Regions from separate parts of the Homo sapiens genome. Here regions 1, 2 and 3 are each linked to region 4. Evidence: chromatin loops called from intact Hi-C (ENCODE). Cell type or tissue: chondrocyte. All regions are shown on one strand. Region 1 holds the start of PCDHA4 (protocadherin alpha 4). Region 2 holds the start of PCDHA6 (protocadherin alpha 6). Region 3 holds the start of PCDHAC2 (protocadherin alpha subfamily C, 2). Region 4 has its middle 12 kb from the start of PCDHB1.

What was found. A loop is a pair of places that touch in the nucleus more often than their neighbours do. Peaks named below come from ENCODE experiments on the same cell type or tissue, not always from the same donor. Only the 100,000 strongest peaks of a DNase experiment are listed, where the experiment ranks them.
Region 1: a loop joins it to region 4, with 8 times the contacts of the local background. A loop is called at or near these places in 15 of 110 quality-filtered maps.
Region 2: a loop joins it to region 4, with 9 times the contacts of the local background. A loop is called at or near these places in 14 of 110 quality-filtered maps.
Region 3: it touches region 4 in a loop (2.4-fold over the local background); 15 of 110 quality-filtered maps call a loop at or near these places.

The regions. Positions count from the first base shown.
Region 1 is chr5:140,803,887-140,811,886 of GRCh38, forward strand. All of the region lies in intron 1 of PCDHA1 (protocadherin alpha 1), which reads left to right. All of the region lies in intron 1 of PCDHA2 (protocadherin alpha 2), which reads left to right. The region is part of intron 1 of PCDHA3 (protocadherin alpha 3); the gene reads left to right. It overlaps PCDHA4 (protocadherin alpha 4), which reads left to right and starts at 3,182. Exons shown (of 4, transcript NM_018907.4): 1 at 3,182-5,686. The coding sequence starts at 3,302. It also overlaps PCDHA@. In chondrocyte, CTCF peaks have their summits at 3,083, 3,411 and 3,764 (motif pointing right); DNase peaks (open chromatin) are centred at 3,435, 3,721, 4,645 and 5,075.
Region 2 is chr5:140,822,938-140,830,937 of GRCh38, forward strand. The region is part of intron 1 of PCDHA1 (protocadherin alpha 1); the gene reads left to right. The region is part of intron 1 of PCDHA2 (protocadherin alpha 2); the gene reads left to right. The region is part of intron 1 of PCDHA3 (protocadherin alpha 3); the gene reads left to right. The region is part of intron 1 of PCDHA4 (protocadherin alpha 4); the gene reads left to right. It also overlaps PCDHA5, PCDHA6 and PCDHA@. In chondrocyte, CTCF peaks have their summits at 4,963, 5,165, 5,371 and 5,618 (motif pointing right); DNase peaks (open chromatin) are centred at 460, 574, 6,981 and 7,364.
Region 3 is chr5:140,962,615-140,970,614 of GRCh38, forward strand. All of the region lies in intron 1 of PCDHA1 (protocadherin alpha 1), which reads left to right. The region is part of intron 1 of PCDHA2 (protocadherin alpha 2); the gene reads left to right. The region is part of intron 1 of PCDHA3 (protocadherin alpha 3); the gene reads left to right. The region is part of intron 1 of PCDHA4 (protocadherin alpha 4); the gene reads left to right. It also overlaps PCDHA5, PCDHA6, PCDHA7, PCDHA8, PCDHA9 and PCDHA10, and 6 more genes. In chondrocyte, no CTCF peak of the experiment used is centred here; DNase peaks (open chromatin) are centred at 3,837, 4,237, 4,467 and 5,167.
Region 4 is chr5:141,035,819-141,043,818 of GRCh38, forward strand. No RefSeq gene overlaps it. Among named protein-coding and RNA genes, the nearest start is that of PCDHB1, 12 kb to the right of the region's middle. RefSeq lists enhancers at 4,668-5,602, 4,798-6,201. In chondrocyte, CTCF peaks have their summits at 4,565 (motif pointing left), 5,566 (motif pointing left) and 5,766; a DNase peak (open chromatin) is centred at 5,463.

The sequences.
Region 1 (8,000 bases), 230 kb before region 4:
ATTGCATTATTTAGAGAATCTGACTTCGACTTGTTTTATACTTATCCCTATACAATGCTTCTTCAATATCTTTTGCCACTTTTCATTTGGACTTCCTACTACCTGTTAGTACAAATGTTACTTGCTCATTTTATGAGTTCACCTAATGCTTATAACTCCCTATTGATTATGCTTTTCCACCTTCAGTTTCAAAAATTAGATCATTACACCTGTTGTCTTTTATGGAACCTCTTTTATTCTCTTATTCACTTGTTTGGAGTCTCAATCCTTATTTTTTACTTGAATATGATTCATTTTAGGCCTTGTGCTCTAATTTGGCAATACCGTTTATTGTTTCTTGATTTCCCAGTTGGGAAAAAAATCGAGAATAACAATTGCATTTAGAATTGCATCTTTGTTCATCTTTAGTTTATCACTACTTTATTTAATACTACTTTAATAATACTACTGTATTATATGTTAAAATTTATTACTAATAACTAAAATATCAATATGAAGTGAAAATTTAATAGTTGTATAGTATATTTATATATTCATTTTAAAAGAATGTTTTAAATCTTGTTAAAAATAATTTTCAATCTGAACAATATCTTGAAAATAATTATGGTATCTAATTTTAAAACTATCCCTACTAGCAAAACTTTTTATTCATTAGTGTCTTTTGCATACCATACTAAGGATGCTAATATGAAATAAGTTTGATAAGCCAATGTTATAATGTTATTACTGGTTAACTTCTCTGAATAGCATCCTGCCTATTAATGTGTGCCATGCAATAAGTAGAAAACTCCAAATAACCAGAACCAAATGAAATTGAAGGTAGACTTTTTTCTAATCACTACCCCTACATATTTGGTTATCTCCTCTAGCAATTAGTTGGACTCCCATTTAAGTTTCCCTACCACTGGAGAGAAATAGTAACCAACTGAAACCTGGTTAATACTCATTGACAGTGTGGGAGGTCTAACACGTAAAATAGATATTTTTCTTGACTCCTCTCCTTCCCCTCACTTCCATTTTCTTTATTTCCTTTTTTGGCACTATCCTTTGTTGCTCCCTTGTCCATGAAGTAGTAGCCATAGTGTGTCCATCTCAGGTCAGTATTTTAAAAATTTAGTTCTGTTATCAGCTTCTTGAATATAATAGAGTCAGCCAAAGTACTTGTCTTCCCAGATATGGAACTTCAATCTTCAAATCCAGCTTGCCTCTTGAAACTATTGTCTAACAAGACTCTTGGCAAAGACATTTTGAAGACTTTGGAATTTTCACTTCACAGATGTACTGATGCTATGCCAAATAAATATTGAATAGCTACCAAATAAACATTGTTTTCTATTCTGCTGCATTCCCCATCTGTACATTAAAATACCTGGTAAATGAAAATATTACAAATGAAATGGGTGAAAATGGAATTCTTCCTCCTTTTTTCCAATGTGCTTGATGTCAATGATCATTTTGTAAAAATATAGTTTGGGTCCCCACATAGTGAAAGTACTCTGGTTTCTGTTTGATTCAGAAATTTGGTGGGTTTTTTGTTGTTGTTTTGGTTTTTGTGTGTGTGTGTTTGTGTGAGTGTAGTTCTTCAATAGAGAGGGAGCGTAAAGCTATTTTCACTAGATTGATTTTTTGTTTAGACAAACAGGATGAAAATAACTTTATGGATATAGGAGGCAAGGAAAGTTTTTAAATGGCTACCATTATGTCTTTATATATTAAATTTCTTTATGTAAGAAAATGTATTGTGGTTTATTTATTGGGAAGTCTTCATTCCCCATTAATACCCAGGATGATTCAAAGATCATGATTACCAAGAATTAGAATAAAAATTAAGCTAAAACCCAAGTTTTCAACATTGAACTTGAAATACATCTTAATTGGGGAAATGTCTAGAGACTTTTTTTGTATCTTTAGAAAATCATAGAGGCTATTGAAACACCACATTTTCCCAACTAGATATGCGATCACCTTAAATTAATGCATTTTATTAGGCAATGGAAGGAAGCAAACATTTTCTGCAGGGTAAATATTTAGGAAATATTAGGTAAGTCCCTCTGAGCTATTAAACAATTAAGATACAACTATTCCCTTTAAAATATATATTCCAAAAAAGGACACACATACTCAAATGCTTATAAGAGATAAATTAATGTAATAAATGGCCCACGCGATTCCACCCTGGTGCTGCAGTTTGTAAAAGAAGAAAAAATACCTGTTCAATTGGTTTGATCATGACATTCTTCATGGGTCAGGGAAGTTTTAAGTGGTTATAAAATGGGGTAAATTGGCTTTAGAAGAGTTTAGAAATGATGTGGATTACTTATAGACAGGACAAAATGAACATGCTTGTTTATTAAAAAAAGCTATTGGAAGCAGGAAATATTCAGTTTGGCTAAAATATATAAGCACTATAGGAGAAAATAGAAGCTTAGGCACATTACATACTGGAGAACAAGCAAGTACTTATAAACTGTAAGAGTCAAAATGAGAATACCAGCGTTTCTCATGGGAGCAAATGAGTTCCAATGAATAAAATTATTTGGAATGCTTTTCCATGCAAGCTATTTGCTATAACTTCCTGCTTCCTTGCACTTTCAGCCCTGACATGACTCAAGGAAGACATCTAATTAAATGCTGATGGTCTTTGATCCTTTTATAAAACATCTGCAAATTTCCCTGTCAATAGCTTGTTCTTGGCACCAGAAGTTCCCTAGAGACCAGTCCCCTCAAGTCAACAACACCAGAAATACTAGGGTGAAGAGGGTGTTATCATTAATAAAAAAAAACCCTGGAATTCTTGGGAACACAGGAATCTGTAATGAATTTTTCTAATCAACAGTTTACAGTTACATGTTTACAAAGTGTATAGTTAGGTCTCTGTAATACTTAAAACCTGTGTTGAAAAAATTATTTCTACTGAAGTAAAAGTTGCCCCTATGGCGAAACTAAGGACCACACTCAATCAATCAGTGGTACAATGTGTACCACAGTAGTACAAAATGTATTCCTATTCTCCGAAACGACTGAAATAATAAATAAAACCAAGTAGTTTACAGTAGAGTGTGTGGGGGTTTCCACAATTGCTACTTACGGTTTGGAGCCACATGATGTCGCTCTTTACCACAAAATACATGAGAGAAGGAGGAAGAAGGGAAAATTCCTTCTATTCTTACTGGAAGGAACCATATACACTCTTTGGAGTCTGAAATATGGAGGATGCAGCTGCACTTGACTGACCGATTAAAAGATTTCCCTTGACTTTGAGAAACGATATTTAATCAGAACAAAATACTGTGCACTAAAGATGGAGTTTTCCTGGGGAAGCGGCCAGGAATCCCGGCGTCTGCTGCTCTTACTTCTTCTCCTCGCAGCCTGGGAGGCAGGGAACGGTCAGCTCCACTACTCGGTCTCCGAGGAGGCCAAACACGGCACCTTCGTGGGCCGCATCGCGCAGGACCTGGGACTGGAGCTGGCGGAGCTGGTGCCGCGCCTGTTCCGGGTGGCGTCCAAGGGCCGCGGAGGCCTTCTGGAGGTAAATCTGCAGAATGGCATTTTGTTTGTGAATTCTCGGATCGACCGGGAGGAGCTGTGCCGGCGGAGCGCGGAGTGCAGCATCCACCTGGAGGTGATCGTAGACAGGCCGCTGCAGGTTTTCCATGTGGACGTGGAGGTGAGGGACATTAACGATAACCCGCCGGTGTTCCCAGCAACACAAAAGAACCTGTCCATCGCGGAATCCAGGCCGCTTGACTCTCGGTTTCCACTAGAGGGCGCCTCGGATGCAGATATCGGGGAGAACGCCCTGCTCACTTACAGACTGAGCCCAAATGAATACTTTTCTCTGGAAAAACCACCTGATGACGAGCTGGTAAAAGGTCTTGGGCTTATATTACGGAAATCTTTAGACAGAGAAGAAGCTCCGGAGATTTTTTTAGTGCTCACAGCCACTGATGGAGGCAAACCCGAGTTGACTGGCACCGTTCAGTTACTCATCACAGTACTGGATGCCAATGACAATGCCCCAGCTTTTGACAGAACCATTTATAAGGTGAGATTACTAGAAAATGTTCCTAATGGAACATTGGTAATTAAACTTAACGCCTCAGATTTAGACGAAGGATTGAATGGGGACATTGTTTATTCATTCTCAAATGATATTTCGCCAAATGTGAAATCCAAGTTTCACATAGATCCAATTACTGGACAAATTATTGTAAAGGGATATATTGACTTTGAAGAAAGCAAATCCTATGAAATTATTGTAGAGGGCATTGATAAGGGACAGCTCCCACTTTCTGGCCATTGTAGAGTTATTGTGGAAGTAGAAGACAACAACGATAATGTCCCAGATTTGGAATTCAAGTCTTTATCACTTCCAATTAGAGAGGACGCTCCACTGGGTACAGTCATCGCCCTGATCAGCGTGTCCGACAAAGACATGGGTGTCAATGGGCTGGTCACCTGCTCCTTGACGTCCCACGTCCCCTTCAAGCTGGTGTCCACCTTCAAGAATTACTACTCGTTGGTGCTGGACAGTGCCCTGGACCGCGAGAGCGTGTCAGCCTATGAGCTGGTGGTGACCGCGCGAGACGGGGGCTCGCCTTCGCTGTGGGCCACGGCCAGTGTTTCTGTGGAGGTGGCTGATGTGAACGACAACGCTCCGGCGTTCGCGCAGCCCGAGTACACAGTGTTCGTGAAGGAGAACAACCCGCCGGGCTGCCACATCTTCACTGTGTCTGCGTGGGACGCGGACGCGCAGGAGAACGCGCTGGTGTCCTACTCGCTGGTAGAGCGGCGGGTAGGGGAGCGCGCGCTGTCGAGCTACGTTTCGGTGCATGCGGAGAGCGGCAAGGTGTACGCGCTGCAGCCGCTGGACCACGAGGAGCTAGAGCTGCTGCAGTTTCAGGTGACCGCTCGCGATGCCGGCGTGCCACCTCTGGGCAGCAACGTGACGCTGCAGGTGTTCGTGCTGGACGAAAACGACAACGCGCCAGCACTGCTAGCGCCTCGGGCGGGTGGCACTGGTGGCGCAGTGAGCGAGCTGGTGCCATGGTCGGTGGGTGTGGGCCACGTGGTGGCAAAGGTGCGCGCGGTGGATGCTGACTCGGGCTACAACGCGTGGCTTTCGTACGAGCTGCAGCCGGGGACTGGTGGCGCGCGCATCCCGTTCCGCGTGGGGCTGTACACTGGCGAGATCAGCACAACGCGTGCCCTGGACGAAACGGACGCTCCGCGCCACCGCCTACTGGTACTGGTGAAGGACCACGGCGAGCCCGCGCTGACGGCCACGGCCACTGTGCTGGTGTCACTTGTGGAGAGTGGACAGGCGCCAAAGGCCTCCTCACGGGCGTTGGTGGGCGCTGTGGGTCCCGATGCTGCGCTGGTGGATGTCAACGTATACCTGATCATTGCCATCTGCGCGGTGTCCAGCCTTTTGGTGCTCACGCTGCTGCTGTACACCGCGCTGCGGTGCTCTGCGCTGCCCACCGAGGGCGCGTGCGCTCCGGGCAAGCCCACGCTGGTGTGCTCCAGTGCGGTGGGGAGCTGGTCATACTCGCAGCAGAGGAGGCCGAGGGTGTGCTCTGGTGAGGGCCCACCCAAGACCGACCTCATGGCCTTCAGCCCCAGTTTACCTGACTCTAGGGACAGAGAAGATCAGCTGCAGACAACTGAGGAATCCTTTGCAAAGGTTAGTGTATAACATCCTTTTGTTTAATTTTCGTATTGTTTTTCTCTATCAACTTCTTCGTAAATTTATTTCTAAGAGTCAAATTTCCCTGGGTTAAAATTTTACCTCTTTTTACATATCCATTTTAACTAAAGTCTTTTGGAATTATAGGACATCAGAGCAATATATATTGCCTTCCTTCATTTTATGCTGCATTATTCAATGCATATTAACAGAACTGTAATTTCTAGTAAATTTTCACTATATTCACCCTCTTTGTTTTTGGTAATAATCAACATTTTAGAAAACATTTTACTATTATTTAACCTATTACATATAAACAAATGTGCACAGGCTGAAATAATAAAGCTCCATAAATTGTATGAAAGTGAAAAGCTCCGTTGCCTCCATCGCTGAAGCCCCTCGCATGCACCTGCCAAATCACTTCCCTTATTTTTCCTCCAGTGTAACCGCACATTTGCCTTTTATAACTGTTTGTTCGGGGCCTGTTTTGGGAACGTTATCTAATTGGACTTGCACAACATGTATTGTCTGTGCATTTGTGTGTTATTTGTATTTATCACTCATTGTTTATGAAATTATCCATGTTGTTATATGTAGTTGTAGTTTATTTATTTCTGTTTCTAGTACTATTTCATAAATATACTATACCTTATTTATTCTACTGTTCAGGAATTTGCATTGTGCCTCAATGTCTATTTCAAATAATGCCATCATAAATATATTGTACATTTCTTTGATGCCCATGTACACAGATTTCTCTCAGGTTTTTGCCTAAGAGTTGTGTTTGTGGGTCACAGAATATGTGTGTATCTTTGTCTTTTGTAGCTAACACCAACCAATTTTCCAAGATGTTTTTACCTGTTTACATTCCTAGTAGTGCATAAGGCTTTCTGCTGGGCCACATCATCTCTACATTTGTCAGGTTATTTTCATGTTAGCCATTTTACTGGGTGACTTTTGTAATCTCATTTTGAAATTATTTTATATTTAAATGAAGTTGAGTACCTTTCTATTTTATTTTGGCAATTTTTATACCTTATTTTGTGCAATAGCTGCTCAAATCTCCTATTTCTCTAGTCTGTTGTTTTTCTTTTCTTTTTTCTCTTCTTTTTGCTTCCATAGAACTTTATTTATTTCCTTATCTTGTTTTTCTTATTACTTAAACAAATCTTGTATTCTGAACATAACTCCTTTTTTTAGTAGTTTTCAACCTCATGGCTAGTTTTTAATTCTTTTTTGTCTTTTGGTGAATAGAAAGTCATAATTTTGATTAAACTCAATTTATCAATTTTTGCTTCTGATCCTATTTCACAAAGATAATTTTCTGTGGTATCTTTTATTTCATTGTTTACATTACATCTACAATCCATTTGGAATATACATATTTTTATCATTGTTGTGAGGTAGGGGTCAAGATTTATTTTTATTTCTTCTTATTATTTTTATTATACTTTAAGTTCTAGGATACATGTGCACAACGTGCAGGTTTGTTACATAGGTATACATGTGTGCCATGTTCGTTTGCTGCACCCATCAACTCATCATTTACATTAGGTATTTCTCCTAATGCTATCCCTCCCCCAGTCCCCCACACCTCAACAGGCCCCAGTGTGTGATGTTCCCCACCCTGTGTCCAAGTGCTCTCGTTGTTCAATTCCCACCTATGAGTGAGAACATGCAGTGTTTGGTTTTCTGTGCTTGTGATAGTTTGCTCAGAATGACGGTTTCCAGCTTCATCCATGTCTCTACAAAGGACATGAACTCACCCTTTTTTACGGCTGCATAGTCTTCCATGGTGTATATGTGTCACATTTTCTTAATCCGGTCTATCATTGATGGACATTTGGGTTGGTTCCAAGTCTTTGCTATTGTGAATAGTGTCGCAATAAACATACATGTGCATGTGTCTTTATAGTAGCATGATTTATAATCCTTTAGATATATACCCAGTAATGGGTCAAATGGTATTTCTAGTTCCAGATCCTTGAGGAATCGCCACACTGTCTTCCACAATGGTTGAACTAGTTTACACTCCCACCAACGGTGTAAAAGCGTTACTATTTCTCCACATCCTCTCCAGCATGTGTTGTTTCCTGACTTTTTAATGATTGCCATTCTAACTGGTGTGAGATGGTATCTCATTGTGGTTTTGATTTGCATTTCTCTGATGACCAGTGATGATGGGCATTTTTTCATGTGTCTGTTGGCTGCATAAATGTCTTCTTTTGAGAAGTGTCTGTTCATATCCTTTGCCCACTTTTTGATAGGGTTTTTTGTTTTTTTCTTGTAAATGTGTTTAGGTTCTTTGTAG
Region 2 (8,000 bases), 210 kb before region 4:
TAATGCCCCACGTTCCCTTCAAGCTGGTGTCCACCTTCAAGAATTACTACTCGTTGGTGCTGGACAGCGCCCTGGACCGCGAGAGCGTGTCGGTCTATGAGCTGGTGGTGACCGCGCGGGACGGGGGCTCGCCTTCGCTGTGGGCCACCGCCAGCGTGTCTGTGGAAGTGGCCGACGTGAACGACAACGCTCCGGCGTTCGCGCAGCCCCAGTATACCGTGTTCGTGAAGGAGAACAACCCGCCAGGCTGCCACATCTTCACGGTGTCTGCACGGGACGCGGACGCGCAGGAGAACGCCCTGGTGTCCTACTCGCTGGTGGAGCGGCGGGTGGGCGAGCGCCCGCTGTCGAGTTACGTTTCGGTGCACGCGGAGAGCGGCAAGGTGTACGCGCTGCAGCCGCTGGACCACGAGGAAGTGGAGCTGCTGCAGTTCCAGGTGAGCGCGCGCGACGCGGGCGTGCCGCCTCTGGGCAGCAACGTGACGCTGCAGGTGTTCGTGCTGGACGAGAACGACAACGCGCCGGCGCTGCTGGTGCCTCGAGTGGGTGGCACCGGCGGCGCAGTGAGCGAGCTGGTGCCGAGGTCAGTGGGTGCGGGCCACGTGGTGGCGAAGGTGCGCGCAGTGGACCCTGATTCGGGCTACAACGCTTGGCTTTCGTATGAGCTGCAGCCAGCGCCTGGCAGTGCGCGCATCCCGTTCCGCGTGGGGCTGTACACAGGCGAGATCAGCACAACACGCTCTCTGGATGAGACCGAAGCACCGCGCCACCGCCTTCTGGTGCTGGTGAAGGACCATGGAGAGCCCCCGCTGACAGCCACAGCCACAGTGCTGGTGTCGCTGGTGGAAAGTGGCCAGGCGCCGAAGGCCTCATCGCGGGCGTCGGCGGGCGCTGTGGGTCCCGAGGCTGCCCTGGTGGATGTCAACGTGTACCTGATCATCGCCATCTGTGCGGTGTCCAGCCTGCTGGTGCTCACGCTGCTGCTGTACACCGCGCTGCGGTGCTCGGCGCAGCCCACCGAGGCCGTGTGCACACGGGGCAAGCCCACTCTGTTGTGCTCCAGCGCGGTGGGGAGCTGGTCGTACTCGCAGCAGAGGAGACAGAGGGTGTGCTCTGGGGAAGCTCCACCCAAAACAGACCTCATGGCCTTCAGTCCAAGCCTTCCTCAGGGTCCCACCTCTACAGACAACGTGAGTTTTCTAATATTAACATCCATCTTTCCCTCCCAATTTTCAAATATTAAATGTCACATTCACCCACTTTTTTTGTATTTAAAAATTATGTCTTAGTACACAAATATTGTGGTACACAATTATTGCACTAATTCATGTATTATATGCTTTTTATGAGGCTTTTCTGCTGGGGTAATAGATTCATCAGCTTTCTGTGATATTAAGTGTTTTTAAAATAATATTTTATATTAGCATTTGAATTTTGCATCTCTAAAAATGTAGGATAATAATTGTAAGACATAGTTTGGAGTCATTCTCAAAGTTTCAGTTTATGACTACATGAAAATTTATTTTATTTTATTGTTATTTTTTAGAGACCCTTTGTTGCTTAGTCTGCAGTGATCTGATCATAGCTCACCGAAGCCTGAAACTCCTGGGCTCAAGTGATCCTCCTATCTCAGCCGCCCAAGTAGCTGGACTACATGCACATGCTAATTAAAGTTTTTTTTTTTTTTTTTTTTTTATTTTCTGTAGAGATAGGGGTCTTGCTACTTTGCCCAGGCTGGTCTTGAACTCCTGGTTTGAAGCCATGCTCCCGTCTCAGCCTCCCGAAGTACTAAGATTACAGGATTGAGCAAGAGTGCCTGGCCTATAAAAATGTTTTAACACCACCCTTCCAATTTTGCCTTTTTGTTTCTATTGAATTTAAATTAATTATTATTTTATTACACTAATTTAGTTTGTTTTCAATTGTATTTTTGCAGCATATGGTTTATTTCAACTTTGCCTAAGCAGTTCACCTGTATACCCATGATGAATTTGATAATTGTAATTTAAAAATTATATTTTTCATTTTATTGATTTTTTGAATAGGAAACACATATACATGGTTTACTGTTCTAAAGGTGCAAAAGAATACAGTTAAATTTTCCCTTTCACCTCCTTCATGAAGCCAAAACATTCTCTGGTATCCTTCTAGAGATTTTTTTCATATACAAATAAACTTCCCTACCCCCTTAAAAAACATATGAGTATTGATTTTAATCTTGCTTTTTTCATTTACTAATGTATCTTGATGATCATGAATTATCATTACTGAAGTAGATTTGTTTTTCTTTTATCTGGATCTATGGTGTTCCATTGTGTAGGTATGTGATTGGTTATTTTTCCCTTAACATTAACATTTAGTGGAACAATGATTTAATTTTCTGGAAATTTGCATATTTTTCAATATATCTAATATATATTAGATATATAAATATCTAAAATATCTAATATATATCTAATATATTATATATTTTATATAATATATATAATAAATATATAATAATAATATATATCAGATATTTTGATACAGAATTTTGCTCTTGTTGCCCAAACGAGTGCAATGGTACAATCTTGGCCTCCCAGGTTCAAGCGATTCTCCTGCCTTATCTTCCCAAGTAGCTGGGATTACAGGCATGTGCCCACACCTGGCTAATTTTTTGTATTTACTAGAGACGGGGTTTCACCATGTTGGTCATGGTGGTCTCGAACTCCTAATCTCAGGTGATTTACCCGCCTCGGCCTCCCAAAGTGCTGGGATTGCAGGCATGAGCCATCGCGCCTGGCCTAAATTATTATATTGATGAGGAGTAACTGTGAATCTCCTCAGTTGTGCAAATTCTACTATATTTTGGTTGGGAAATTTTACTGCTTGTTGTTACTTTTAGATTAAAAAAATAAATATACCATGATACAAACTCCCCTCTTGAGTTGTTTACAAAGAGTTGTTTATTAAAGCTGTATGTTTGAGACTACGCTAGACAGGTGTCCTCTCCATCTGAAATAATGAGAACCATTTGTCTACTCTTTTGAGGGGAAAAGTATGGATTTATAGGTAGTAAATAGTCCACACTTTACATGATAAAATGTGAATTCCCTATTTCTGTTGCTTTGCCTGTTTCTTTTATTCTCATATGCATTCAATTTTATAAGTACCCTTCTATCATGCTATTTATATATTCCTAATATCCTGAGCTACTTTGAGGAAGTCCTAGAAATTGAGAAATAGTTTTTGTCATTCTATAAATCTAAAGTTAACAATGGTCACATTTTAAAAAATCAAGTTTTGTGATATAAACTATTTATATATCTCTTTATATATCAAGTCTTTATGTATATTTTGTGCAGCTTGTCTTTTTTATAGGAACCTCTTGTTTTGGGGATTGTTTTTGGTTAAGAAATTGAACCCTTTGTTTGCCCAAAATAACTGCAATAGAAAGTCAGTGATAAGAACTACTAAATAGATCCAGGTTAATTATTTTAAGATAGAATTTCACATGGAAGAAAAGGCTTTGTGTCACAATCATCTGTGAGGCATTTTACTGTATATCAGAATTTTGGAGTAAGGTGAAGATGATCATGTCATTTGAAAAGTCTTATTGGTGACTCTATTTTTCTCCTTTGAAGGAGGGGTTTAATCACTTCAAATGGATAACATTAAGGTTAAATTAAGGGCGAAGTTGATATTTGGCCCTGACTTTTATATGAAGGTAACATTTTTGCAAGTAAATTGTAGACGTAATTAAAAAAACCCAGCTAAAACAAAGGTGGTATTGAGAAAGAGGAAGAGCAAGTGGTCTATATTGTCAGAAAAATAAGATTCATATTGGAGAGTAATTGAAAATAACCTGCAAAAAGTTGATTACCTAACATGTGATTACATATTAGGTTACTAGAAGTTTCTCAAGTGTCTTGCAATTTCTAGGTTTAGTAAAATTCAATGAAAGCTGTACTCATAAAGATAAATATGATAGCATGTGAAAGACAGATGGACTTAGGTGGATGTGGAATAAGGCAAGCCAGGGAAAAGGAGTAATTTAAAAAGTAATATAGGTGACATGGGAAATGCTCATGTCATTAAAAATATGAATTTAAAAATTTGAATTTGGGGATTATTAATAATTGCTCATGCCTTGCTATTTAACAAACTATTTTCTAGGAGTCAGCATGTATAGGTGAAAGTGACAATTAGAAACATAGAAAGAAGGGATGCAGATATGGATTTGTAAATACCTCAATAAAAGTCTTATTCAAAACTTGGAAGTGAGTGAGAACAATTAAAGGAAAGGATATGGGACAGGGTTGAAGTTGAGAGAGAAAAACGAGATCATTTAGGAACAGCTGAAGAATCAAAAACAGCAAAGCACAATGGGTAGAAATTCCACTAGAATTTGAAGTGGTGAAGTATATGAAAAGAAAATATTTTAAGCAAGAATCCTAATATAAGCTGCAGATAAATTAAATGTGATAAAGAATATGCTCTAGAATTTTATCTTCCATCATTACACAGAAGAACCTTAAGAGCATCTGATATTTATTGAACAAAGAAAGCATGGACTTCAATAATCTATAAGGCTTTAAAAATTCAACCAAAATTTGATAATTTTAAGTTACATTTTTTCCCTAGAGCACTATATAATAGCATGTCCTAGGAAAGACAGATGTGGGCAAGTTTCTTTTCTACCAAGAGTGTAGAATAGTTTACATTTCTGATTTAAAAAGCAGTTCCGTTAACACTTAAATTTGCTGAACTGGTTGATATTAATGTTGCAAATATTGGTAGAAAAGTTGTTTAGCTGTGAATAATTAGATCCCTTACTTTAAATTAATAAAAGAAGTCGGGATAACACTGACCGTGCAAATTACAAACGTGAGGAGGGTTTACTATAAAAGTAGAGAAAAGAAGATACTGTTTTAAAAATATATGGTATAGCACTGTTACGTGAATTGATTTCTTACCTTTTGGAGCCGCATGATGTCGCTGTCTACCATGAAGTTATAGCTAGCCAACATTCAAATTTCTTCTATTACTGCATCATTCCCTGACTGTTGAATGATGGCGGACGCAGAAGAAATGGATTAATAAATTCCGGAACATACAGTATTTTATCTTTATGCGGAAGATCTTCTAATGGAAATAAAACCAGAGGTATTTGACATGGTGTTTACCCCGGAGGATAGATTGGGAAAGCAATGTCTGCTCCTCCCGCTTCTGCTCCTCGCAGCCTGGAAGGTGGGGAGCGGCCAGCTCCACTACTCCGTACCCGAGGAGGCCAAACACGGCACCTTCGTGGGCCGGATCGCGCAGGACCTGGGGCTGGAGCTGGCGGAGCTGGTGCCGCGCCTGTTCAGGATGGCCTCCAAAGACCGCGAGGACCTTCTGGAGGTAAATCTGCAGAATGGCATTTTGTTTGTGAATTCTCGGATCGACCGCGAGGAGCTGTGCGGGCGGAGCGCGGAGTGCAGCATCCACCTGGAGGTGATCGTGGACAGGCCGCTGCAGGTTTTCCATGTGGACGTGGAGGTGAGGGACATTAACGACAACCCGCCCTTGTTCCCGGTAGAGGAACAAAGAGTGCTGATTTACGAATCTAGGCTGCCAGATTCTGTGTTTCCACTGGAGGGCGCGTCCGATGCAGATGTTGGCTCAAATTCCATCTTAACCTATAAACTCAGTTCTAGCGAATACTTCGGGCTAGATGTGAAAATAAACAGTGATGACAATAAACAAATTGGGCTCTTATTAAAGAAATCCTTGGACAGAGAGGAAGCTCCTGCACACAACTTATTCCTGACAGCCACAGATGGGGGCAAACCTGAGCTCACAGGCACTGTTCAGCTGCTGGTCACAGTGCTGGATGTGAATGATAATGCTCCCACTTTCGAACAGTCTGAATACGAAGTAAGAATATTCGAAAATGCAGACAACGGAACAACAGTTATCAGACTGAATGCTTCTGATCGGGATGAAGGAGCGAATGGGGCAATTTCATATTCTTTTAATAGCCTTGTTGCAGCCATGGTTATTGACCACTTTAGCATAGATCGAAATACGGGAGAAATAGTGATTCGGGGTAATTTGGATTTTGAACAAGAAAACTTATACAAAATCCTCATTGACGCCACGGACAAAGGCCATCCTCCCATGGCGGGTCATTGCACCGTTTTAGTGAGAATTTTGGATAAAAATGATAACGTCCCTGAGATAGCACTGACTTCCTTATCCTTGCCTGTACGTGAAGACGCTCAATTTGGTACTGTCATCGCCCTAATTAGCGTGAACGACCTCGATTCAGGTGCCAACGGGCAGGTGAACTGCTCGCTGACGCCTCACGTCCCTTTCAAGCTGGTGTCCACCTTCAAGAATTACTACTCGTTGGTGCTGGACAGTGCCCTGGACCGCGAGAGCGTGTCGGCCTATGAGTTGGTGGTAACCGCGCGGGACGGGGGCTCGCCTTCGCTGTGGGCCACCGCCAGCTTGTCTGTGGAGGTGGCCGACATGAATGACAATGCTCCGGCGTTCGCGCAGCCCGAGTACACAGTGTTCGTGAAGGAGAACAACCCGCCGGGCTGCCACATCTTCACGGTGTCTGCGCGAGACGCGGACGCGCAGGAGAACGCGCTGGTGTCCTACTCGCTGGTGGAGCGGCGGGTGGGCGAGCGCGCGTTGTCGAGCTACATTTCGGTGCACGCGGAGAGCGGCAAGGTGTACGCGCTGCAGCCGCTGGACCACGAGGAGCTAGAGCTGCTGCAGTTTCAGGTGAGCGCGCGCGACGCGGGCGTGCCGCCTCTGGGCAGCAACGTGACGCTGCAGGTGTTCGTGCTGGACGAGAACGACAACGCGCCGGCGCTGCTGGCGCCTCGGGTGGGTGGTACTGGTGGTGCAGTGAGCGAGCTGGTGCCGCGGTCACTGGGTGCAGGCCAAGTGGTGGCGAAGGTGCGCGCAGTTGACGCCGACTCAGGCTACAACGCGTGGCTTTCGTATGAGCTGCAGCCCCCGGCAAGCAGCGCTCGCTTCCCGTTTCGCGTGGGGCTGTACACGGGCGAGATCAGCACCACTCGTGTCCTGGACGAAGCGGACTCTCCGCGCCACCGGCTGCTGGTGCTGGTGAAAGACCACGGTGAGCCGGCGCTGACAGCGACGGCCACGGTTCTGGTGTCGCTGGTGGAGAGTGGCCAGGCTCCAAAGGCGTCATCACGGGCGTCGGTGGGCGCCGCGGGCCCAGAGGCGGCGCTGGTGGATGTCAACGTGTACCTGATCATCGCCATCTGCGCGGTATCCAGCCTGCTGGTCCTCACGCTACTGCTGTACACAGCGCTGCGGTGCTCGGCGCCACCCACCGAGGGCGCGTGCACGGCGGACAAGCCCACGCTGGTGTGCTCCAGCGCAGTGGGGAGCTGGTCGTACTCGCAGCAGAGGCGGCAGAGGGTGTGCTCCGGGGAGGGCCCACCCAAGATGGATCTCATGGCCTTTAGCCCCAGCCTTTCACCTTGTCCTATTATGATGGGTAAGGCGGAGAATCAGGATTTAAATGAAGATCATGATGCCAAAGTAAGTGAATTTTCATAATTAACAGTTAATTTTTATTTTAAATTTATAATTGTTTTCCTCATATTTGTCTTCTATATTTCTGTTTTTAATTTTTAATTAATTTTACAAAATTACATATTTTCATTTTATTGTGTTTCTTATTTTAATCTCTTTGCTTCTTTAATATTCATAATTTAAGTGAAATTAGAAATCACTGTCCACAATCTGCACCTCAGAATTTTTGTCTTCAAACCAAAATATTCTTGGATATGTCGTTTTCTGTTGCATTTTAATTCAGAATCATAGTAGCATTTTTTTCTGATTAATTATATGGGATTTTCATTTGTTTGCCTTTGAGCTTTAGGATAATTTTTTTACATATACTCTTTTTTGATCATATATTGAAATTTGAGCACCAGTGTATCACTTATGTTTTTACACTTTCCATTTCAATGTTTTTCTGTCGACACTTT
Region 3 (8,000 bases), 73 kb before region 4:
GAGATGTGAAAAAATTTAGCCATCAAGTTATGTGAAAACTTTTTCATCTTCCCATCCACTGGATGTTTTATCTGTAAATAATGCTATAATCATATTGGAAAGTATTTTCCTTCTGGGGATGCATGAAGATCAGGAATCCTATTCGTTTTTAACAAGATGGAATTTTTAAAAACTACTTTGGACAACTCTAAACATCAGAGATGACCATTTGTCTCTTTTTTATTATATAACTTGTGCTCGGTTTGTAGAGCAACATAAATACATGAATTAAAAAATGAAAACTAGCTCCTTCCCTATTTGACAGATACTTCTCAACCTCCTCTCCATAAGATATGCTCTATCCCTATATAGGAAATTTTTCTGTAGCAGCTTGAGTTTACTAAAAATAAGATCTGAAGAAAATGAAGCAATTAACATTTATTGAGAGTCTATAAGGGTTTCTACATTGTGAAGGAGACAGAAATATAAGACATGGCTCCTGCTTTCAGGTTGCTTATAATTAAAGAGATAATATTAAATTATTTGGATGAATTTAAAAATGACACATGCCATCTTACAGATATGCTGTAGACTGTGAAAATGAAAAAAAAAACCTCGTGTTTAGAGTAGACACTGTTTGATGGATTAGGTAGGTTTTCATCTGGACTTTGAAATGTATGTAAGATTTTATAAGGAGGAGAGAAAATAAGAAGCTGTTTGTATTAGAATTACACAGATAAATTTGTAAATTTAGTTCTTTTCAAAGAACATTAATTGAGCACCTCTGTGCCAAGCTCCCTACTGGATGCTGTAGATTACAGCATGTTTAGGAACTAACTTCATACTCTGTTGCTAAAGTATTTCTGTGTTTTCTAAAAAGGTAAATCTCTTGTGAGGAAACAAATCTCTTGAAGGGGTTCTCATAACAGAAGTCCCATTTACTTCATGATATAAAAAGGGGCTGTTTTCTGGTTTTGTTCTCAAAATGTAGGATATAGTTCTAGACGTAATTGGGAAAGCTTAACTTTGTTGCATACGCATCTTCCCTATCATGGTTGATTTCCTATATGGCATAGTTAAATGTGTTTATCCGTGTTTGATATCTAAAGGGCCATGCTACATATAGACTGCCAACTAAGGTTTTATCTGATGATAATAAATTGTTGTATTTCATGACGACAGCAACAACAACAATAATGTACTTAACTAGTCACTGTGCAAATTGCTTTACATACATTTTCTCATGTAATCATAATAATAACCGTATGAGTTTTGCTTACTATTGTTTTCCTTAATTAAAATGAGTAAAGTGAAGCTTAGGCTAAGTAACATGTCCATAGCCAAACAGTTAGTCACTGGCAGGAGTGTGACTGACTCCAAAGTCTATATTCCTAATTACTGTGTTCTACTTTTTAATAGAGAGCTCTTGAAGGTCCAAGGAAAGGAATGCATAATGGTGTGGTCAAGGCATTAGTGTTAATATTTGTAGAAAGGGTAATTAACAACAGTCTGAGCAATCACATTCTAACAACTAGTAAGGTTGGCAGGAGCCTCAGTATAATGGTGTGAGGAACGAAATCATTATAGTGCCAAATAGAGTATACCATCTCTTTAGTACAATGTCTTTCAAAATGAGGCTGATTGTGTTGGCTTTATATTTGACTCCTTAATAATTAAGGCAGTAAATTCTAGCTGGAGCTAAATACCTACAAGGCCTAAAACAGCATAATGGACAACCTGGCAGGTGTCCTTGCTGGAAGATGACAAGAGTGCTGAAAGGAGAGTCCTGGTTTTTCTCCCAAGACATGACATTTGGGGGCTTCCATTAAAAAATTACCAAGCCTCTGCCACTGTAATCTCTTCCTTAAGTGCCTATGATTTTTTCACAGTCACAGGTCTATGCCTGGTCAATACCCAGTGGCCAGGTCTCTGAGCTGCGTGCAGAGATGGCAGCGACTTGGAGGGCTGGGAGGAGATAAGGGGAGGAAAGATCACTTTTCATGACAACTTACAACTTGATTCCACTTATAAGCCATTTATTTTCAGAAACAAGTAATGGGTGAGGACACAGGCCAGGTCCACAATTTGTGCACTTGAGAGATTAAGGCCTCCGAGATCAAATTACCACAGCAAACTGAGACAGAATTATTGTAGGGATGTTTGGGGAGGATGCAGAGAGAAGAGGAAGAAGCCAGAGACCCAAGAAAGGAGACAGGAATAGATTTTGATGAAAATTGCTTCCTACTCTGTACCCTTGAGGAAACAAAGAGGACAAATAAGAAGCAGCAGTGATAGGAGGCTGGGCGCTTCTCTGGAATAACACTGGCTAGGTAGTGGAGCATTGATAGTGAGTGTGCTTGGTTGGTGGAACGAAGGGATGTGCTAGTTCAGGCCTTTGAATTCTGGGTGTCAGGATCACAACCTTGGCTCCTTTAACTGTCCGCTCTAGGAGGGAAGCATGCCAAATGTCAGGTCTCACTCTGACTTTGTTCCAGTCCATAGCTAGAAAATGACCCATAGAGGAAGATCTACAGATGACAGAATACTGGGAGATGAAGAGAAAGGACGTTTTAGTGAGTGCTTTTTTTGCACATGAGGCAATAGATTTCAAATTCCTGTGGAAGAAATGTGAGAACCTGGGAAGAGTGAATATTCAGAACTGAGCAGCAGAGGCAATGACACAGCATGGAAAGATTTCCTCTGATCCTTCTACCTTCTCTTTTACTGAAGTGAATTTGTTGTCTCTGTGTTGCCTCTATAGCAGTACAAGAGGAAACTTGGGGACACAGAAGAACAGAAGTCTAAGGAGTCTTATATTTAAGGAAGATAAGCTGCAGTCATTGAAATTGCTGGTTATTGTAAGATAAATCCCAGACTCCCACATTTTGCTTAATGACAGCAGATTTTTTTTTTTTTTTAACTGCAAAGCATTAATGGAATCCAAATTCCAGCCTGGCTTAGGAGATCAACAGTAACGCTCTTGATTTAATGGTTTTGCAGACTCTTGAAGACATTGTCATCCATTAAAGAAAAAATTTTAAATTACTCTTGAAAGAAAATGTCTTGGGTGATAAATGTAAAAGATTTGAAGCAAGATTAGAAAAAGCTTGAGAGAAGAATCTCTTTAAAAATTTTACCAGATTTTCCCCATTGTCGCCAAAATGGGTCAAATAATAGATTTGCCTACAGCTTCATGGAGACTATTTTTTTAAACAGAGCATTTTAAACATTTAAATATTGGTTATTTGCCAAGGCACACACTGAAAATAAGGGCCACTTGGCCGAGAGCAGAATTGAGTCTTGGATCCCAGGATGCTGGTTTTAGGCTTGCTCCCGGAAAGAGGGCAGCATTTGCCATCCCCCTCCTTTTGCCCTAGGAGTTGAGCACTTTCTGCAGTACTTAAGAGTGTCCAGGGAAGATGTGGGAGTCAGGTGAATAGTTCCCATCGCCAGTAACCCCAGAGCGCCTCCCCCTGCGTTGTTTCCTTTTAATGTTAGATCCGCCGCCTGGGTGCCCATACTTAGCTAAGGCCCCTCAGTTTATTTTCCTGAATTGCGCTTGGAGATCTTTTCCTGGGGAGCTGATAGCCAGACTTCTAGGGGCTTGACTGCTTTTCCCAGACTAATCTCCTTAAAGACCCGTTAAGCAGGGGAGAGACGGTGGAGACTGGATGAACTGGACAGTGGGGGTAGGGAGAAAGGGAGTGGCCGTGTTCCTGCGGTCCGCTGGGATCCGGCAGGTCCAGGGTGAAGGAGATGGGGCTGGAGAGGCTGAGCAGTCCGGGTTCGCTGTCCGCCACTTCGGCGCGGAATCAGAGCAGGACTTGCTGAGCCCTCCTACCGCTCCCTTTCCCCCTCCCCCTCTGTCTTCCCTTCTGTTTCCTTTTCCCTCCCCCTGGAGCTGTAGCGGCAGCAGCAGCAGGAAGCCGAGCCGGGTTGAGCGACTCGGAGGCGAGCGGAGGAGCTGGAATATGGGGAGTCAGCGAGGACGGTGGGGCCAGGAGCCCTTGGGAGGGCCTACGGAGGGAGCGGCCCCAGGCGCTTTCTAGAGCGTGAGCGGTGGGGGAGCAGGCGCAGGGTGGCACGAGCGGAGGCGGGGCCCGGGCGTGGGGCACGGCTGGGGAAGCTGCCGCCTCCGGCCCTGCCCGGCTGCCTCCGCCGCGGCCAGTGGCTATGGAGCAGGCGGGCACCAGACCTGCGGCGACAGAGCATCCACGGCTCCGGCGGCCCATGCCCTGGCTGCTGCTACTGCCTCTCCTGCTGCTGTTGCTGCTGCTGCTACCTGGCCCTGCGGCCTCCCAGCTGCGATACTCTGTGCCAGAGGAGCAGGCACCCGGCGCGCTCGTGGGCAACGTGGCTCGCGCGCTGGGGCTTGAGCTGCGGCGCTTGGGGCCGGGTTGCTTGCGCATCAACCATCTGGGTGCGCCCAGTCCGCGCTACCTGGAGCTGGACCTGACGAGTGGAGCGCTCTTCGTCAACGAGCGCATTGATCGGGAGGCGCTGTGTGAGCAGCGGCCTCGCTGCCTGCTCAGCTTGGAAGTGCTGGCGCACAACCCCGTGGCGGTGAGCGCCGTTGAGGTGGAAATATTGGACATCAACGACAACTCACCGCGTTTCCCGCGGCCCAACTACCAGCTTCAGGTAAGCGAATCGGTGGCGCCTGGAGCGCGCTTTCACATAGAGAGTGCGCAGGACCCCGACGTGGGCGCCAACTCAGTACAGACCTACGAGCTCAGCCCCAGCGAGCACTTCGAGCTGGACCTTAAGCCCCTGCAGGAGAACAGTAAAGTGCTTGAGCTGGTGCTGCGTAAGGGCCTAGACCGGGAGCAGGCAGCCTTGCACCACCTGGTTCTCACAGCCGTGGATGGGGGCATCCCAGCCCGCTCGGGTACGGCACAGATCTCTGTGCGTGTCCTGGACACTAACGACAACTCTCCTGCCTTTGACCAGTCCACTTATCGCGTCCAGCTACGGGAGGACTCACCCCCAGGCACATTGGTGGTGAAGCTGAATGCCTCAGACCCGGATGAGGGCTCCAATGGTGAGCTCAGGTACTCCTTGAGCAGCTACACGTCGGACCGGGAGAGGCAGCTCTTCAGCATAGATGCCAGTACCGGGGAAGTGCGAGTAATTGGGGGGCTGGATTATGAGGAAGCCTCCTCCTACCAGATCTATGTGCAGGCGACTGACCGGGGTCCAGTGCCCATGGCAGGTCACTGCAAGGTGCTGGTGGACATCGTGGACGTGAATGACAATGCCCCAGAGGTGGTGCTCACGGACCTGTATAGCCCAGTGCCTGAGAATGCTACACCCAACACCATTGTGGCCGTTCTCAGTGTCAATGACCAAGACTCAGGCCCCAACCGGAAAGTGAGCCTGGGTCTGGAGGCCACACTGCCTTTCCGACTGAATGGCTTTGGAAACTCCTATACACTGGTGGTGAGCGGCCCACTGGACCGAGAGCGGGTGGCTGTCTACAACATCACGGTGACAGCCACAGATGGGGGAATACCGCAGCTCACATCCCTGCGTACACTGAAGGTTGAGATCTCTGACATCAATGACAATCCACCAAGCTTCCTGGAGGACTCCTATTCCATCTACATACAGGAGAACAATTTGCCAGGTGTGTTGCTCTGTACTGTGCAAGCCACAGACCCAGATGAAAAGGAGAATGCAGAGGTGACCTACTCCCTTCTGGAGAGGGAGATTCAAGGGCTGCCAGTCACCTCCTATGTCTCCATTAACAGTGCCAGTGGCAGCCTTTATGCTGTCAACTCCTTTGACTATGAGAAGTTTCGGGAGTTCTTTGTGACTGTGGAGGCTCAGGACAAGGGGAGCCCACCACTGAGCAGCACTGTGACTGCCAACGTATATGTGGTGGACATGAATGACCATGCCCCTCACATTCTGTACCCTACCTCAACCAACTCGTCAGCAGCCTTCGAGATGGTGCCTCGAACTGCCCCTGCTGGCTACCTGGTCACCAAAGTCATAGCTATGGACTCAGACTCTGGGCAAAATGCTTGGCTTTTTTACCATCTAGCCCAGACTTCTGACCTGGACCTCTTTAAGGTAGAGCTGCACACAGGAGAAATTAGGACTACCAGGAAGATGGGAGATGAGAGTGGTAGCACTTTCAACCTGACCGTGGTGGTCCGAGATAATGGAGAGCCATCACTATCAGCCTCTGTGGCCATTACAGTAGCTGTGGTGGATAGGGTTTCCAAAATCCTCCCTGACACTCAGAGGCATGTTAAGAGCCCTCGGACATACTCTGAAATTACCCTTTATCTAATAATAGCATTAAGCACAGTGTCTTTTATATTTCTTTTGACAATCATCATTTTGAGCATCATCAAGTGCTACCGCTACACTGCGTATGGCACTGCATGCTGTGGAGGCTTCTGTGGAGTAAGGGAAAGGTCCCCTGCAGAACTGTACAAACAAGCCAACAACAATATTGATGCCAGGATACCGCATGGCCTCAAAGTGCAGCCTCACTTCATTGAAGTTCGAGGGAATGGCTCCCTCACCAAGACCTACTGCTACAAGGCCTGTCTGACAGCAGGCTCAGGGAGTGACACTTTCATGTTTTACAATACAGGGGCCCAGACAGGACCAGGGCCTTCGGGAGCCCAAGCAGCAGTGACTGACAGCAGGAATCTCACAGGCCAAAGTGGTCAGAATGCTGGGAACCTGATTATTCTCAAAAATGAGGCTGTTTCTCAAAATGAGGTGAGACAGTGGTCAGGGGGTCTTCTACAAACTCATGCATTTGTTACACATCCCCCAATATCCTGTGATTTGGCTTTATTGAGTCATTAACAGTGACAAGAGTTATCTGGTAAACTGAGTATATATAGTATCCACAATTTGATCATAATCTGCTATTTCCTCTCTAGAAAAATAGCACTAAAGAATTGTTTTATTTTTCATTTTCAGAGGCATGAAGCCTTGTCCATAAAATTGTTTGAGAAGTGAGGATTAGTCTTAATATTTAATGCTAAAACACAGATTTGTAGAGAAACAGGACAGGCCTTGGAATAGGGATTATGTTTTAGGGAGTAATGTTATGAGACTCAAGGAGAAATGGCCTCTGCTGTATCATCTACAGGGAAATTTTTCTTTTGAAATCCTATATGAGTGATGTTTCTTAAAAAGCTCTGAGGCCTCTAGGGGCTATCATAGTCACCACTATCTGCTGTCTCTGTTTATACTCTGGACTGTCTACAGTGGAAATTATCTAGTTAATATTTCTGGTACTTGCACTGAACCTATGTGATAGGATCCTCTGGAAATGCATGTCACAAGTGATAAAGCTGTAGTATTTAGACATCATACTGAAGCTAAAGTTTGCTTTGGCTGTATGATGTGGCAACTCTTCTGTAGAGGGCTGTCAGAGGGAGTGGATGATGGTGAGGCAGAGAGATTAAGTACCAATTTGTCTGGTTGGTCCAGGGAGGTATTAGAATGAGTGGATTAGGGGTGTGGGGGGATGGTGAAGACCAAGAGAAGCTGGGATTAGAAGGAAGAGAAGGGAAAAAGAATTCTCCCAATAGTCACCTTTCTTGGCATACTCTGAATTCATTGTAAGAGGATTTCCCTGAATTTAGCTTAAATGCAGCCTGTAATCTTCTGATTTTCTGTTGACAGTTTCTATGGTTTTGATGAGATGTAAAGTAGCCTTTTCAAGTCCTTCATGTCTTTAAGTTAAATGACAGTACTTCCAAAGCATGCATTCATTTTCTGGATCTAAAATTTGATTTGCTATAGCTTCAAAAGGCTGGCTTGGAAAGTGGATGGCTTACCCTACAGTAAGGTGTAGAGGCAGGTGTTAGTATATGCACTAGTTTTGAGATTTAAGTAGGTATAAGGCCAGCTTGTTCATTATTATGAAGAATGTACATAAATTATTAGAAAGTAGATGAATATGTGTGTGTGTTTGTGTTGTGTGTTCGTCTCCATATGTATGCTTGAAATAACAGAGATATGCTTTGTGATACTTAAAACTTGGATTT
Region 4 (8,000 bases):
TTGATCTACTAATACTAAGAAATAGTGAATTTAGAAGTTAATTAATTATATGCATATAGACCATCAATCTTAGCAATTCATATGACCTCTACTTCAAGTAGCATTATTTACAATGAACTCAAGCTCTGTAATATTTTCATAATGGATTATCATATTAGATCAGGTTTTTATTTTACTACTTCATTGAATCTGCTCTGCCAAGGTCACAAGAGGTTTCCATCTTTCTATCTCAAGCCTCATTTTACTAAACTAAAGCAGTATTTCCTTTCTCCTTCAAACAGTTTCTCCACATGGTTCTCAGGGGACATTCTTTCCTGGATTTCCTCCTACCACACTGGTCATTCCCTCCTTCAGTCTCCTTTGCTGGCTTCTTTCCATTTTCTAGACCTCTAAAGCTGATGTGTGCTAGGATTCACCATCTTCTCTATCTACGTGAATTTTCCAGGTGACCTCATTTCATTGCTTTATAGTTTTCCTAATCTTTACTTTAAAATTCATATTTGTAGATATAGTATCTCCTCTAAGTCCCCAGATCCAAATATTCATTTGCCCACTTGATATGACTTAGATGTTTAACAAGCATTTTAAATTTAGCATGTCCAAAATAAAATTGTTGATTTTTCCATTCCAAAACTAACCCTAACTTTCCTCATGTTAGTAATGACACCACCAATCACTAAGATATTCAAAACAGAGAGCATTCTTTTTTTATTATTTCATTTTCCATTAAATCCATCATGAAATCATGCCAATTAAAAAAAAAAGTTCCAGACCCAACCAATTTTTTAAACTTCTTCAGCACCCCTACCCTTGTACAAACTACCATTATCTTTGGCCTGCATTATTGCCATGAGCTTCTAATGAATTTCCCTTCTTCTACCCATACAACAGCCAGACTTATCTTTTTATAATGTAAATCAAATCTCCATTAAAAACCCTTAATTGGTTTCTCATCATCCCCCTTCTCCTTTATAACATTTGCCACTATTTCATATAATATTGTGTATCTATTTTTGGGCTCCCTAAAGGCAGGGGTTCCCTAATAATGCATACCATATATTATTGATGCTATATGCCCAGAGTCTAGTGTCTGGCACTTCATAGGTGCTCAATAAATATCTGCTGAATAAATGAATAAATTAACAAGTATTTTAAATTTTCTGGTATCTGGTATTACAACCCGGCAAAAGAGAAATAAGCAATGATTATTTGATGACAGATAACTGTTTTTCTAGCTACATCATAGGATCAGACTTACAGCCCCATGTACCATATTTTTTCTCATGTGACTGTAACAAATTCTAACTCTTTATTCTAGAGTATTTTTGCTTCAGCTTCATGAGTCCTATGATGTGCTATTTTCCATGAAGTGGCAATTTATGAACTATCCTTTTAACGCCAATAAAACATAAAGTTATATTATGAAGATATATGTATATACATATATGAAGCTATATAGGGTAGAGTGTAAATTTTTACAATCAATTTACAGATATGGGCCTATATGACATATATGGGCCCATATCTGTAGGCATGATTTTTTATAGTGAGTTAGTATGATGGAGAAGTTGAAAAAAATCTATGCTAATATCTCTTCAGAAATTTCTCTACTGCCGAGACATAATATATATTTTTATATGAGCAAGAACGATAAAAAGCAAACAGGGCTGTTAAGTATCAAAGCAGAGTCTAAATTTTTATAATTTACTTATTATTTCCACAAATTCCTACTGAACCCCTACAATGTACCAATTATCATGCTAAGCACCAGGAAAACAGAAGAGAACAGGACAGATACGGTCTCTGCTCTCACTAGAATTTACATTAGAGTGGAGAAGTTAGACAGTGAACAAGTAAACAAATATATATAAAGTTATTTAAAATTGTGATTAGTGCTCTACCAAAATAAGCATAATGTTATAATCAATAAAAGAAGTGCACTGTGGCAGGTAGAATAATGTCCCCCTCAAAGATGCCTACATCCTAGTCCTGACGCCTGTGAATATATTACATAGCAAGGGGAAATTAACATTGTGACAATTTGTCACGGCAGCAAATAGAAAAATAACCCAGAGATTTTAGATGGGAGTCAAGGAAAGCTTCTTTAAAGAGACGTCATTAATCTGAGTTGACATATTAGAAGGAACATGTCATGCAAAGAGCTGGTGATAACCCACTCCAGGTAAAGAAAACAGCAAGCTCAAGGACCCCAAGACTGAAAAGAGATTGATTAATGTTCTAGGAACTGTTGGAAGGTCAGGGCAATTGAAGTGTGGTAATTGAGGGAGGAAGTGGTTAATAAGATTGGAAATTTAGATAGGATTTGTTTATGCAGGGCCTTGTAGGCCATATTAAGGAATCTAGATTTTACTCTCAATGCAATGGGAAGACATTGAATTGTTTTAAGCATGGGTGCAACATAATCTGTCTTATGTCTTTTAAACAAACTATCACATGTACTCCATAAATACATACAATTTGCATCAGTAAAATTTTTTAGTATATTTTTATTGCAATATACCATACTTAATATGCACAAATCATAGTGTGCAGTTTAATAGATTTTTGCAGTGAATACACTCATGTCAAGAAATAGAATATTACCAAATCCTGAAGTCTCCCTCATTCCCCATTCCAGTCTTTATCTCCATCGAGGCAACCACTATCCTCACTTTAATCATCTTAGGGTAGTTTATACAATTATTGAGCTTTAAATTAATAGAATCATAGAAAAATTTGTTTCTGATTTTTTTCCTGCTAAACATTGCATTATGTCTGTGAGGCTGATACATATTGTTGCATGTAGTAGTTTTTAAAAAATTGTCATTGCTGTGTATGTTACTGTATATGGCAACAACAACATCTTTATCCATTTGGATTGCTTCCAGGTTTGAGCTATGATGAACATTCTTGTCTATGTCTTTTTGTACATACACGTAGGCATTTCTGTTGGATGTATACCTAAGAGTGCATATCTACGGGTATGTTTTATTGAACTTTAGTAAATTGCTGCCAGCTTTTCAGAGTGATTGTAACAATTTACACTCCACCAGTACTGTGTGATAGTTGGAGTTGCTTCATCCTTTCCAAGGCTTGAAAATGTCAGCTTTTATTATTTATTTATTTAGCCATGCTCTTGGATGGATACAGGCTTTTAGTTGTGGCTTAAATTTCCATTTCTTTAACAGTTAAGGATGTTGTAAACCTTTTCATATGCTTATTGGCTATTTGGATATTCTCTTTCATTAAGTGCCTGCTCACTGACTTAGTACTTAGGTTTTAAAAAGATAATTCTTGTTTCTATGGGGAGATTATATTAGCCAATACTACTAGGCACTTGTTTGGATCTTGAAACAACATGAATAAATTTTGGGTGTATGCACTGGAAATTTACAAGTGCTCTTTTACAGGGGAAATGCTACAGAAACACAGGTGTGCTGCAAAACACCATGACAGTGCAATTTATCTGTAAAATTGGCCATGAAACTGTGAGTCAAATCATGCATTCTGAAAAGTGTTGATCTATCTTAAGATATCTTACTGTTGTCCTCTCCAATACCAACTCCAAGGGAATATAATACTATCTTATGAATTGAATTTATTAATAAAATGGTGTCCTTTAAACACAAGCACTACAGAAATTTAATGACTGAAGGAGAGAAAATGCAATACTGCATAAAATTTAGTTTAGTGCCTCCAGAAAAAATTAATTTTACTAGTTTGAAACCGAGTTAGACGAATTCTGAGACATAAATATGTGAAGGAGAAAGGACATGCTGAATTAATGGGAGTTCTGGCTGCCTGCCAGGGGGATTCTACAAAGTCTTACAATACAAAGTAAATCATCCCTCTGGAGCAAGTGGTATGCCCCTCCAGAATGAGGAGGGCTCCGCCCAACAATAAATTAACTTTGTACAGCATGCTTTATTGCTCTGCAATGCATTCTGGCAGGCTTGCTTTCATTGTCTCTTCCCTTGGGCTGGCTTGCTTTGCTTGTCTTTTAAAGATGACTCAGCCAAACTTTTAGTCTTTGCCCTCATCTTCTCCCTTTCCCTACTCCTCATCCTCCAATTTTTCTTCCCAGAAAGGCAAAGCCAGAGCAGAGCCCCTCCCTTTTGGTTATTGTTCCAGCTCACTGAGTATTGGCCCTGAGACGTAAACGGTTTCTTTCCTCTTTTCCAACTTCATGGTTTACATTCATTTTATTAGGCTACCTCTGGCCCTCTCAGTTCTCTGAAGCTAGTGATCCTAAATATCTATGGCGTCTGGGCATGGGGGTGCTTTTCATCCCCGCTTCCTACTGCAACAACCCCTGCAATCCCCTCTGCAGCCCCAAGCAAGGAGATCCGTGTCGTCAGGAGTGCGGTGCAGCCACACATCCAAGGCTGACAGGGCGGGCACTCTGCCAAGTCCTGCGCGCTGCTCGCCTTCCACAACACCTTCCTCAGCTTCGTCTGTATTTGAAGAGCTTAGTAAATTAATTTCCCAGGGGCAGAGAAGGGAGGAAGAGGGAGTGTCTGAGGGCTGAAAAATGCAGTCGACTCGCCCTCTGCTGGTTAAAGATCCGAATTTGTCGCCGCCAAAACAACGGGGAATGAGAAAGCAATCCATATGGTACGGAAAAATTACAACAAAAACTCGGCTTAATTTAACCCACCTGTGAACCTTAACTGCCTACTGTTCCTCTTTAGCGCTGCTTACTTCCCCAGCACTGAGATTTAATTAGATTGATTCTAAACGCTAGCCCCTGAACTCATTTTCATTTGCCCCTGGTTTCTGCCGTTCTAAAACGCAAATAATCCCCACCCACAAGTTCTCTTCTTGTCTAATTAGTCGCTAAGCAACTGAAGATAACAACTAAACCATTACTTCTAGAACACACTCGTGTTTCACTCCAGTGTCTTTGCCTTAAATAGTAATTTCAAGCGAACAACAACAACAAAAAAATCAGCTGCTGTTTGTGTTTCCGAGATTAATTAATTGGAAATCGAGAAAAAGCAAATGTAGTCCGTCCCAGTGCTGGTGTCTTAGGAAAGCTGACAGGCAGCTTTGTGCAAGCCGAGGTATTGGCCGCCATAACGCACACTGACTTTTGTACCGCCTTTGCTGTCTTACGCATTTTGTCGGAATAAACCAACACACGGAGGTTGGGTAATCTAGCCCCTTTACCCTGTACAGCAAGACAGCATTTACGAGTCACTGAGATTCTGGAGAGTAGAGAGAGAAAAACAACCACAGGATTTTGCAATATGGTGTATTATTTAATATCAGTCTGTTCCTCCTCCAGGCTAAAAATCCCAAAACAAGGGGTTCCTACCCCCCTCCACCTCTGGCATTGTAAATTAGCCAGTCACGCGACCCTTGGAACCAGTTGGGATTGGCCATTTCCTTTGTGTGGTGAAAATCTCTGCAGCGAGTCATGGGACCGAACTGGGCGGTGTCGCTGTCCGTGGCCATGGTGCTGAACTCTGGGCGTGGCCAGAGAGATTTCCTTTACATGACAGCTTCCGGTAGGGCGGGGTCGGGGTCGCGTTCCGAAAAGTGGATCCACCTGCCACCTGGTGGCAGATGAGGAAAATGCTATTGATAAAGTGTAAAGGGTTCTTTGGATTAAGACTTAAAACTTAAAAGACACAAATTGAAGATTTGGGGCGTCAGGAAGTGGTTTTTTTGAGAGATCTGCCTATTTTTAAAGAGAAATGGAAAAATTTAGAATTTTCAGAGTGATCTCTCGCTTCTACTCAAAATAATTTACGAATATGTTTAAATTTCTCCAAGCATTTTTTCCAACACATCTTGTAATCAAATAGGTATTTTTAAAGTATCTGTATATATAGGTATTTAGAAATATTTACTAAAACTTCCACAGGGTATATTTTACTGAAAGAAATACTAAGGAAGCACTATGTTGTTAGCCAAAAATATTCCAGGAAGCTTAGCCGAGAGTGCTACTCTGATCTCAGTTTCTGGAAGATGAAAAGTGTGACTATATTTAGGAATTGGTAAGAGGTGGTGGGAATTCTAGGATGAAAACTCTTGTTTTTTATTTTTTCCAAGCCTAATACATAAACTATCAGAGTGCTAAAAATACAGAAAATTTATGGTATGTTTATTACTTTTAGTCTGTGTATATTATTTACACTATTTTACACAGTGATGATTAAGTTACTGTGAATTACATACATCCAGCTTCAGAGGAGGAAACCTTAAGTTGCTTTGTAAGTACAGATCTTGATAAATAGCAAGAAAAAATAGGGGAAATACCTTGTTCAAGTGTTGTTTCAGAGTCTTACTGTATGTTCAGGTGTATGGGTTACAGTGTAAAATCAATTCTAGCAAGTTGAGAGTGAAATAAAATTCTTTCCCAAGCAAACAATCTTACCACTCTCAGAAAAAAGACCCATCCCAGGGCACATTTGGTTTTATAAGTCAACCAGCCCAGTTAGTATTTCCTTTTCTTATAGCTATTTTCTCATTTACTCTTCTATGGGTCTTAACATAGAATAAAAATATAATAGCATAGTTACTTAACATAAAAGTTACCATTTCTGTTTTAAGGTTTAAAACAAAATTTTGTTGAATAGATATTAATTTCAATAAAAATGTAGGTACTGATTTTGGTGTTAACTGAATTTTCTATAAAAAGGAGAAATTGATAAGTGCTTATCAAGGGAAAGAATTATCACTCTAATATAGTCTCTATTTGATTAAATTGAGACGTTTCCAAACACTTGTCAGATTTCCTGGAAAGACATCCATAGCCTGTTCTACCAATATGAAAAAAAGCATGAATAGTAAGAAGATGAAAGACATCTGTTTTAAACAAGAGTGTACTACAAATCCAGTCTATAAGTGGTATTGGTTTATATTATGGCTTCTTGTGTTACTGTGGGAGAAGGAAACTTTATACGCACATGCACAGGTTGAGCAATAAGAGGCATTCTCATTTAAAGCAACAGATGGGAGATCAAGAGCAGCTGCAATAAACTGAGCTGCCTAAAAAGGACTTCTATCCACCAAAGCATCCTGTTTCTGCTAATATGAATAAGAAACCTTAAAAGCATGAAAAGACACAATGGAAGAATAAAATTTTAAAATAGTACTAAAGTTTACAACTGCAGGTGTGACCTCAATGTTTCAAAATACACCTACTCCTAAAAATAGACTTTTTTTTTCAGGCTTAAAAGGTATATATGAATGAAAATTAGAGGTGACCCCAAATATTAACCTGCCTGTTAAAATTACTATTACAATAAATATTATCAATATTAAAATTTTAAAACTACCTGAACTTTGGGTACAATAGTAGAAGCAACAAATCAGAAGAGATGCTCCAATATTTTAGTTAAGGTATTTTTTTTCTAAAAGAAGTTGAAAATAGTGAAAAAATTATCATCAGAACAATTTCAGAAACATTTAAACCTATGACTTAAAGATGAATAAAAATAAACAATACATTTTACATTAATGTTAGAATCAATTTTGATCTAAACTAATTTTATAAGCAGAAAATGTAGAGTCTTAAAGGAAAGAACATTGGGTAAAAAGAATTTGTTATTCAATATGCGACTAAGTACATTTCTCTTGCCTCCCTGAGTGGATTTTCAAAAAAGTTAATTAGCACTTAGGTAATAGTGTAATAATTCCAAAATTCTTTAATGTATATCTTGAGATTTATTTTGATGGGTAAATATATTGATGCTGTTGTGAACTAAGGCTTCTCACTTTGGGACAAGGAAAATACAAAATATGAAGTAGGGGAGGAAAATAAAGATATCTGTATTAATGTATTGAAAGTGTAAGTCTCATGATCCCATATAGATATACGTATGCACATACACTTATACTATATATATATATACAAATATGTATTTATTCAAGGCAAGGATCATTCATGGATGTTGGAAATCAATGGTTAATAAAATTGTTTTGGGAATAGCATATCCTCGTAGTTTCAAATCTCTCCACAGATCACTAATTAATTATAAAAAGAATTAAAA